Linked DNA regions of Homo sapiens: region 2 is linked to region 1. Evidence: read pairs that join two places in POLR2A ChIA-PET (ENCODE). Cell type or tissue: endothelial cell of umbilical vein. All regions are shown on one strand. Each heading gives the region's core, and the rest is flanking DNA. Links, peaks and the distances in the headings are about the cores only. Region 1 overlaps NUP210L (nucleoporin 210 like). Region 2 overlaps NUP210L (nucleoporin 210 like).

Region 1 (5,382 bases), core at 130-5,129:
TGGTCTCAAACTCCCGACCTCAGGTGATCTACCTGCCTCAGCCTCCCAAAGTGCTGGGATTATAGGTGTGAGCCACCGTGCCCGGACAGCATTTTCTCTTTTTTTAGAGACAGGGTCTTGCTTTGTTGCACAGGTTGTAGTGCAATGGCACGACAGTAGCTCACTGCATCCTGCCTGGCCTGCGCAACACAGTGAGACTCCATCTCTACAAAACAATAATAATAAATAAATTAAAAGAATTTTTAAAAACCACCTAAAACCTATTCTTAAGTGGACTTTGCAATTAGATAGAACTAATCTATTTTTGTTTCCAGCTTTGGAAAATTTCCTAGTACATCTGAGTCATCACTTTTCCCCCACTCCCTTTAACCTTTTGGTTCCTAGGGAATAAGAGTCCTCTGCTATTTTTCACCAGATTTTTTTCCAACTACTAACACCTATTCTACAAATTTTGTTACTGGCCCTCTTAATGTTCTCACATGTGCAGTCAGTGACAACTATATCTTGACTGCTGCCTGGCTGAGAGGACTTGTAAGATGTCATCAATTATAAGATAAATCCCAATTGCAGAGATGTTAAAAGATAAAAAACGAGTGTCTAAGAATCAATGAAATATGGTATGATAGTCTCAAACATAAGAATCTTTGAAGACCATGTCATGCAGGGTAGCTAAAAAGGATAGAGAAGGATACGAAAGTCAGAAAAAACAAAAAACATTGATTTGGTCACATATGCGATTTTTAAAATGTAATCATTTTTAACTACACAAATTCATTCTGATATAAAAAAATTCACAGAAGTACTAGGAAAAATGTCAAATCTTGCTCTCAGCTTAACTTCGTCTGACTTGGGACCAATTTTCCAAAGTTAAGTATCCTTAAATCAACTTTCCCAATTTTACTATTAATACAATTGTGTACATAGATGAGATTCCCAGTGGTAAGGGCCAGTCTTGGTGTCCTACTAGGAGCATCTGAATGGGAGCAAGTAGTAGGAAAGGGGTGGGATTGGGCATTTTGAAAGAGAAGTGCATGCCTAAGAGAAATTGTTCATTAATTCCTTGGACAGATATTTATTGAGTTGCCTACTTTATAAGGCATATATAAAGGTAAAAAGATGTAAGCTTGCCATTGGCATTTAAGTCCTTTTTTTTTTTTTTTTTTTTTGAGATGGAGTCTTGCTGTGTTATCCAGGCTGGAGTGCAATGGCGCGATCTTGGCTCGCTGCAACCTCCACCTCCTGGGTTCAAGCAATTCTCCTGCCTCAGCCTCCTGAGTAGCTGGGACTACAGGCATGCGCCACCACGCCTGGCTAATTTTTGTATTTTTAGTAGAGATGGTGTTTCACCATGTCGGCCAGGCTAGTCTTGAACTCCTGACCTTAAGTGATCCACCCGCCTTGGCCCCCCAAAGTGCTGGGATTACAGGCGTGAGCCACTGCACCCAGCCTTAAGTGCTTATTATAAAATTTTGTTTATGATGGTTTTGGTGATAGTGTAGTAAAGAAAGTGGTCATGACAAAGATGATGGATAGACTTGAGGTGAGAGACTTAAGTGCAATGACGTGATCTCCACTCACCGCAACCTCTGCCTCCCGGGTTCAAGCGATTATCCTGCCTCAGCCTCCCGAGTAGCTGGGATTACAGACATGTGCCACCATTCCCAGCTAATTTTGTATTTTTAGTAGAGACGTGGTTTCTCCATGTTGGTCAGGCTCATCTCGAACTCCCAACCTCAGGTGATCTGCCCGCCTCAGCCTCCCAAAGTGCTGGGATTACAGGCGTGAGCCACCACACCTGGCCTTGCCCCGCTAAATTTTTGTAATTTTTATAGAGGTAGGGGTTTCGCCATGTTGCCTAGGCTGGTCTCAAACTCCTGGAGTTAAGCAGTCCACCAACCTTGGCCTCTCAAAGTGCTGGGATTATAGCCATGAGCCAACCACACCCGGCTGAGAGCATAATTTTAGGTGAAAAAGTTCACAGGGCAGATGAAGAACTGGTTTGGACAACTGAAGTGTACCTGTAGTAATGTGGACCTGTAAATAAAAATATCTGTTATATTATTTAATAAAGTTGTATTCTCTTCACTTTAAAAGTTAAATGTTTGATATTTCTCCTAATCATTCTAAATTTACTTGTAAATCATCCAAAATAATTTCATTTATTTATTATTTATTTTTATTTTTTGGGACAGGGTTTCACTCTGTCACCCAGGCTGGAGTTCAGTGGCACAAACATGGCTCATTGCAGCTATGACCTCCTGGGCTCAAGTGATCCCCCTACTTCAGCCTCCTGAGTAGCTGGGACTACAGGGGGGCACCACCAGGCCTGGCTAGTTTTTTTATTTTTTGTAAGACTATGGTAGTGGGGTTGCTCAGGCTGGTCTTGAACTCCTGGGCTCAAGCAATCCTGCCTCAGCTTCCCAAAGTGTTGAGCTTATAGGCTTGGGCCATTGTACTGGGCAGTTTTTTTTCTTTATGGTCAATGGCCTTATATTGAAAAGTTTTCTAGGCTGGGCACGGTGGCTCACGCCTGTAATCCCAGCACTTTGAGAGGCCAAGGCGGGTGGATCACCTGAGGTCAGGAGGTCGAGACCAGCCTGGCCTACATGGTGAAACCCCGTCTCTACTAAAAATACAAAAATTAGCTGGGCGTGGTGATGGGCACCTGTAATTCCAGCTACTTGGGAGGCTGAGGCAGGAGAATCACTTGGACCCGGGAGGTGGAGGTTGCAGTGAGCCTAAATGGCATCATTGCACTCCAGCCTGGGCGACAAGAGCAAAACTCCTTCTCAGGAAAAAAAAAAAAGAGAAGTTTTCTGCTGTTGAAGTAGTCAGATGAGTAAGCATTGTGTGCACAAGACTTTTCCTTTTTTATGTAAGGTCACAGCTGCTTGTGTTTGCCATTGTGCTACACATTTCTCTACTGAAAAGGGGGCTTTAATTTCTCATTTGACAAGTGCTAGATTACTCAGTGCCTGATTATCAAGTTACGGATTACCTAAGATTACCATCCCTCCCTTCCTTCCTTCCTTCACCATCCTGGAACACTTCCTTAGTGGTAATTCTACCAGCAGATCCTGTGAGATTTCAACTTACCTTGTTGTTTTTTGTTCATAGACCCCCATGTCTTTGTCTTTAATTATTTTAACTTGGGGTTCTGTTTGTCAGTTAAATGTTAATCAAGTAGAAGGCTAACTTAATTTTAAAACTTTTTAATTTAAAAATGATTTTAGATTTACAAAAGAGATGTAAAGATAATACAGAAAGTTCCCATATACCCTTTACCTAGTTTGCTCTAATGTTTCACTAATCTTCTCTAGGATTCAATTAAAGATACACATTGCTAAACTAAATTGTCATGTTTCCTTTGTCTCCTCCAATCTGTGAGTTTCTCAGTCACTTTTTTCTCTTGAGACAAAGTCTGTCTCTGTCACCAAGGCTGGAGTGCACTGGCACTATCTGGGCTCACTGCAACCTTTGCTTCCCGGTATCAAGTGATCTGCCCACCCTAACCTCCCCAGTAGCTGGGACTGCAGGCACACGCCACCATGCCCAGCTAAGTTTTGTAAAGATGGGGTGTCACCATGTTCAGCCTTTTAGTCACTTTTGATGCTTTTTTTTTTTTCTGAGACCGAGTCTTGCTCTGTCGCCCAGGCTGGAGTGCAATGGTGCAATCTCGGCTGACTGCAACCTCCGTCTCCCGGGTTCAAGCGATTCTCCTGCCTCAGCCTCCTGAGTAGCTGGGATTACAGGCACGCACCACCATGCCTGGCTAATTTTTTGTATTTTAATAGAGACAGGGTTTCGCCATGTTGGCCATGTTGGCCGGGCTGGTCTCGAACTCCTGACCTAGTGATCCACCCACCTCGGCCCCCCAGAGTGCTGGGATTACAGGTGTGAGCCACCGTGCCTGGCCTTGACACTTAAAGAGTGTTGGGTGGCCAGGCACGGTGGCTCACCTCTGTAATCCCAGCACTTTGGGAGGCCGAGGCGGGTGGATTACGAGGTCAGGAGTTTGAGACCAGGCTTGCCAACATGGTGAAACCCCATCTCTACTAAAAATACAAAAAATTAGCCAGGCATGGTGGTGTGTGCCTGTAATCCCAGCTACTCTGGAGGCTGAGGGACGAGGATTGCTTGAACCCCAGAACCCCAGAGGCAGAGGTTGCAGTGAGTTGGATTGCACCACTGCATTGCGACAGAGAGAGACTTTGTCTCAAAGACAAACAAACAAACAAACAGTGTTGGGCCAAGGGCACTAGCTCCGGAGGCCTGTAATCCCAGCACTCTGAGAGGCTGAGGCAGGAGGAACACTTGAGCCCAGGAGTTCAAGACCAGCCTGGGCAACATTAGCAAGACCAAGTCTCTACTAAAAAAAAAAAGAAAAAATTAGCCAGGCATGATGGTACGTGCCTGTAACCCCAGCTACTCAGGAGGCCAAGGCTGGAGGATTGCTTGAGTCCAGGAGTTTGAGGCTGCAGTGAGCCATGATCAAACTGCTGCACTCCAGAGACCTTGTTTAAAGGAAAAAAAAAAAGTACTGGTCAGATGTTGTATATAGAAAGTTTCTCAATTTGGGTTTGTCTAACTTTTTCTCATGATTAGCCTGGGGTTATGATTTTCAGGGAAAAAACCCACATAGAATTGAAGGGCCCTTCCCATTGCATTATTTCATGGGGTTCATGATATCAGCATGATTTATCACTGGTGGTGGTAACCTTGATCACTTGGTTAAGGTGGTGGTATCTGTCAGGTTTCTCCACTGTAAAGCTACCATTTTCCCCTTTGTATATGCTATTCATTAAAAGGGGTCATGAAGCCTAGCCCACAATTTAAAGGAAGGGGAATTGGCCTGGACAACAAAGTGAGACCCTGTCTCTACAAAAAACTAAAAAATTAAAAATTAGCCAGGTGCGGTGGCATGCGCCTATAATCCCAACCACTCAGGAGGCTGAGGTGGGAGGATCACTTGAGCCCAGGAGTTCGAGGCTGCAGTGAGCTATGATTGTGCCACTGCTCTCCAGCCTCGGTGACAGAGTGAGACCCTGTTTTTAAAAAAGCAAAACAAAAATAAAGGAAGGAGAAGTGACCTTTGCCTCTTGGAAGGAGGAGTGCCAAAGGATTTGTGCACATGTATTAACCACTGCAATAACTAATAAATATTTGAGGGAGATACTTTCATGTATCCTGTTTCTCCTTGAAGCTTTACCCACTGATTTTAGTGTTTATCCATGAATCTTAGTACTGTGATGCTCTTTTTTTGGTGGGGGGGGGAGGGGGGATGGGATCTTGCTCTTGCAGTGGCATGGACTCAGCTCACTGCAGCCTTGACCACCCAGGCTCAAGCGATTCTTCCACCTCAGCCTCCCACGTAGCTGGAAC
Region 2 (5,382 bases), core at 163-5,162, 58 kb after region 1:
TTCTATTTTATTTTATTTATTTATTTTTATATTTTAGAGACAGGTTCTCACACTGCTGCCCAGGCTAGAGTGTAGTGGAACGATCGTAGCTCACTACATAGGTTTCTTTCTAATATTTGTAGTGAACTTTACTGTATATATAACTAGCTATCAGTAATTTCAGGGCTAATTACTTATTTTGGTCCTCAATCTTTTATTGTGGTAAAATTACCATCTTTTTTTTTTGAGATGGAGTTTCGCTCTTGTTGCCCAGGTGGGAGTGCAATGGCACAATCTTGGCTCACCATAACCTCCACCTCCTGGGTTCAAGTGATTCTACTGCCTCAGCCTCCTGAGTAACTGGGATTACAGGCATGCACCACCACACCCGGCTAATTTTGTATTTTTAGTAGAGATGGGGTTTCTTCATGTTGGTCAGGCTGATCTCAAACTCCTGACCTCAGGTGATCTGCCCACCTCGGCCTCCCAAAGTGCTGGGATTACAGGCATGAGGCACCGCACCCGGCCTAAAATTACCATCTTAATCATTTTTTTAAAATGTACAGTTCAATAGTATTATGTACATTCATAATCTTGTGCAGGCATCACTACCATCCATCTCTTTTCATCTTATACAACTGAAACTCTAAGGCTGGGCACAGTGGCTCACGCCTGTAATCCCAGCACTTTGGGGAATCAAGGCAGGAGGATCACTTGAGGCCAGGAATTCAAGGCCAGCCTGGACAACATAGTGAGACCCTGTCCCTACTAAAAAAGAAAAAATTAGCTGGGTGTCATGGCAGACACCTGTAGTCCTAGCTACTTGGGAGGCTGAGGCAGGAGGATCACTTGAGCCCAGTAGTTTGAGGTTACAGTGGGCTATGATCTAGTCACTGCACTCCAGCCTGGGTGACAGTGCAAGATCCCGTCTCAAAAAACAAACAAACAAAACATATAGAAACTCTATACCCATTAAAGAATAACTCTTGGCTGGGTGTGGTGGCTTATGCCTGTAATTCTAGCACTTTGGGAGGCTGAGGCAGGTGGATCATTTGAGGTCAGGAGTATGAGACCAGCCTAGCCAACATGATGAAACCCCATCTCTGCTAAAAAAAAAAAAAAAACAAAAAACAAAAAACTAGCCAGGTATGGTGGCATGTGCCTGTGATCTCAGCTACTCAGGAGGCTCAGGCAGAAGAACTGCTTGAACCCGGGAGGCAGAGGTTGAGGTGAGCTGAGATCGCGCCACTGCACTCCAGCCTGGGCGACAGAGTGAGACTGCGTAAAAAAAAAAAAGGCCGGGCGCGGTGGCTAACGCCTGTAATCCTAGCTCTTTGGGAGGACGAGGCGGGCGGATCACCAGGTCAGGAGATCGAGACCATCCTGGGTAACACGGTGAAACCCCATCTCTACTAAAAATAAAAAAAAAAAATTAGCCAGGCGTGGTGGCGCGTGCCTGTAGTCCCAGCTACTCAGGAGGCTGAGGCAGGAGAATGGCGTGAATCCGGAAGGCGGAGCTTACAATGAGCCGAGATCATGCCACTGCACTCCAGCCTGGGCGACAGAGCGAGACTCCGTCTCAAAAAAAAAAAAAAAAAAAAAATGGCTCCCCATTTCTGCTTCACCCCAGTCCCTGGCAACCACCAATCTACTTTCTGTCTCTGTAATTTTGGCAACTCTAAGTACATCACATAAATGGAATCATGTAGTATTTTTCTTTTTATGACTGGCCTATTTCACTTAACATAATGTTCTCAAGGTTTATTCACACTGTAGTATATGTCAGAATTTCCTTCCTTTTAAAGCTGCATATGTATATATAAAATATGTACATATAAGATTATATACATATATATGTATATATGAAATTTTGTGGCCGGGCGCAGTGGCTCACGCCTATAATTCCAGCACTTTGGGAGACCGAAGCGGGCAGATCATTTGAGTTCAGGAGTTCGAGACCAGCCTGGCCAATATGGTGAAACCCCATCTCTACTAAAAATACAAAAATTAGCCGGACGTGGTGGTGGGCACCTGTAATCTCAGCTACTTGGGAGGCTGAGACAGGAGAATCGCTTGAACCTGGGAGGTGGAGATTGCAGTGAGCCGAGATCATGCCATTGCACTCCAGCCTGGACAATAGAGCAAAAGTCACTCTCAAAAAAAAAAAAAAAAAGAAAAGAAAAGAAAAGAAAAAGACATGTTGCTTATCCACTCATCCATTGATGGACACTTGGGTTGCTTAGAGTAAGGTTTTAGTGATCATGAATAATGCTGCTGTTGAGCAGGCACAGTGGCTCACACTTGTAATCCCAGCATCTTGGGAGGTTGAGGCAGGTGGATCAGTTGAGGCCAGGAATTCGAGATCAGCCTGGCCAACATGGCAAAGCCCTGTCTCTACTGAAAATACAAAAATTAGCCGGGTGTGGTTGCACGTGCCTGTAGTCTTAGCTACTCAGGAGGATGAGTCACAAGAATCTCTGGAACCCATGAGGCGGAGGTTACAGTGAGCCAAGATCATGCCACTGCACTCCAGCCTGGGCAACAGAGTGAGACTTTTTCTCAAATAATAATAATAATAATAATAATAATAATAATAATAATAACAGCAATAATAATAATAATGCTGTCAACAAATACAGCTATCTGTCAAGATCCTGCTTTTTAATTGTTTTGGGTATATATACCCAGAAGTGGAATTGCTTGATCATATGGTAATTCTATTTTTAATTTCTTGAGGAACCACCATACTATTTTCCACAGCAGCTGTACCATTTTACTTTCCTACCAACAGTGCACAAGGGTTCCCATTTCTCCAGAACCTCACCAACACTTGTTATTTTCAGTTTCTTTCTTTTTTTTTTTTTAGATGTAGTTTGACTCTTGTCACCCAGGCTGGAGTGCAATGGTATGATCTTGGCTCACTGCAACCTCCGCCTCCCGGGTTCAAGTGATTCTCTTGCCTCAGTCTCCCAAGTAGCTGGGACTACAGGCGTGTGGCAATATGCCTGGCTAATTTTTGTGTTTTTAGTAGAGACGGGGTTTCACCATATCGGCCAGGCTGGTGTTGAACTCCTGACCTCAGGTGATCTGCCCACCTCAGCCTCCCAAAGTGCTGGGATTACAGGTGTGAGCCACCGCACTGGGCCTTTGCCCATTTTTTGAATCAGTCTTTTACTATTGAGTATGATGTTAACTGTGGTAAGGCTTTTATCATGTTGAGATAGTTTCCTTCATTTCCTAGTTTGTTGAGTGAGCTATTTAGTAATTTCAGGTCTGATTAACCCTCATTTGAAGTTTCCTAATTTCTTTTTGTTTCCACATTCCGTTATTCATTACTACTTCTACTAGAGATGAGTGGAAACACAAATTAGTTTTTTCACTTTTTATCAACTTGTAACAAAATATTTGGCGGAGGAAAAGACTGAAATAATTGGTCAAAGTTAGATTTTTTTTTTTTTTCCTGAGACAGGGTCTCACTATGTTGCTCAAGCTGGTCTTGAACTCCTTGGCGCAAGCAATCCTCCTGCCTCAGACTTCCAAGCAGCTGAGATTACAGGTACACATCACCACACCCAGTCAAAGTTAGATTTTTTTTTTTTAGACAGGGTCTCATTCTGTTGCCCAGGCTGAAGTGCAATGGCATGAACATGGCTCACTGTAGCCTTGACCTCCTGGGTTCAAGCGATCCTCCTGCTTCAGTCTCCCAAGTAACTGAGACTACAGGTGTGCACCACCATGCCTGGCTAATTTTTAGATTTTTTGTAGAGATGGGGTCTTACTATGTGATGGTCTTGAACTAGGCTCAAGTGATCCTCCCAAAGTGCTGGGATTATAGGCATGAGCCACTGTGCCTGACCTAGATTTTTTTAATGTTCCAGTTGTTTTCAAATTTTCATGATATTATTAATGCCCTTTAGCATAGATAATTAAGAACTATAATGTCTTTAAGGGATTTGCCGGATTATAATGTGAAAGGGACTCTCTATACTGGAATTTGAATAATTCTAACACATTTATATTGGCATGACTGACATCAAGTATCTACCCACAATTATCTCTTGCTCTGTGACTTCCTTAAAGGTTCTCACATTCCGAATTGGAAATCATCCAGGTGTCCTGAACCCTAGTCCAGCTGTAGAGGTTTTGCAGGTTCGCTTCATTTGTGCCCACCCTGCCAGTATGTCAGTAACTCCAGTATACAAGGTGCCAGCTGGTGCCCAGCCATGTCCTCTGCCACAGCACAACAAATGGCTGGTAAGTACAGAGTATGTTTCCAACTAAGTTGGCACTTTTATATTCCGTGCTTTAGAGATAGAGTCTGGAATTCTTTGGGGTATATATCCAGAAGTAGAATTGCCAGATCATATGGTAATTCTATTTTTAATTTTTTGAGGAACTGCCATACAGTTTTCCACAGCAGCTGTACCATTTTACATTCTTACCAACAGTGCACAAGGGTTCCCATTTCTCCACTTATCAACATTGAATGAACTATTTTACTCATTACTCATTTTCTGATAGTGTCTGAGGAGAGGTGATTAAACTGATTAGAATTGGCTACACTTGTTTACTATACTTAAGTACATAATCAGCTTGTGATAATGGCAATAGACACTTGAGATCTGACTACATAACTTCCAAATTTTGCTGATATCCTTCGCTACCAAATCTTTTATTAACAATATTAATAAATAATAAAATTTACCTCTTCTCCAAACCAATCATGAAGAATAGTGATAAACAATAATGTAGCTACTAAGTAGGCAACAGGGTATGAAAAATAAATGAGTTATCTATCCTAGAAAGTAGAACATCATATTATATAATAAACAATGTTGAGTACAGGTCCAAGCTTGGGAGCATAGAAGTCATTACTTAACCTATACAGAACAATTAGTTATTCCCATTTTCTGGATGAGAAAACCGAGCCTCCTAAAAGTCGATTAATTTTCCCAGTCATAAAGCTAGAAAGGAACACATTCTGTCTGACTCCAAAGTACATGTTATTTATGCCATACTGCCTTTTATTATGAAGAACAACAGTATGGGATGTTACAGGTTGTGAACCCATTTTTTTGAGTCAGACTTCACATCAAATATTATTTGAAGTTTATGAAGGAGTTACTATTTTTTTAGAGCACTCTGAGTGGAGTAGAATAAAAGTTATCCCTATAACATCATTGTCATTCAATGGCATTTTTCTTTTCATTTGAAATAATTCAAATTTACAGGCAAGTTGCAAGAAAAGAACTTTTTTCCCTGAACTATTTGAGAGTGAGTTACAGACATGATTCTCCATCACCCTATTGACATACACTAGCATATATTCACCCTTTTTTTTTTTTTGAGACAGGGTCTCACTGCAGTCATCCAGGCTGGAGCACATGGCACCATCTGCCACCT

What was found. ChIA-PET counts read pairs that join two places held together with the same protein. Peaks named below come from ENCODE experiments on the same cell type or tissue, not always from the same donor. Only the 100,000 strongest peaks of a DNase experiment are listed, where the experiment ranks them.
Region 2: POLR2A ChIA-PET joins it to region 1 with 6 read pairs; 7 of 35 experiments call an interaction of 5 or more read pairs at or near these places.

The regions. Positions count from the first base shown.
Region 1 is chr1:154,146,512-154,151,893 of GRCh38, reverse strand. All of the region lies in intron 2 of NUP210L (nucleoporin 210 like), which reads left to right. Among named protein-coding and RNA genes, the nearest start is that of NUP210L, 5.9 kb to the left of the region's middle. In endothelial cell of umbilical vein, for the core only: no CTCF peak of the experiment used is centred there; DNase peaks (open chromatin) are centred at 333 and 2,983.
Region 2 is chr1:154,088,272-154,093,653 of GRCh38, reverse strand. NUP210L (nucleoporin 210 like) reads left to right here. Exons shown (of 40, transcript NM_207308.3): 16 at 4,060-4,233. Among named protein-coding and RNA genes, the nearest start is that of MIR5698, 14 kb to the left of the region's middle. In endothelial cell of umbilical vein, for the core only: no CTCF peak of the experiment used is centred there; no DNase peak of the experiment used is centred there.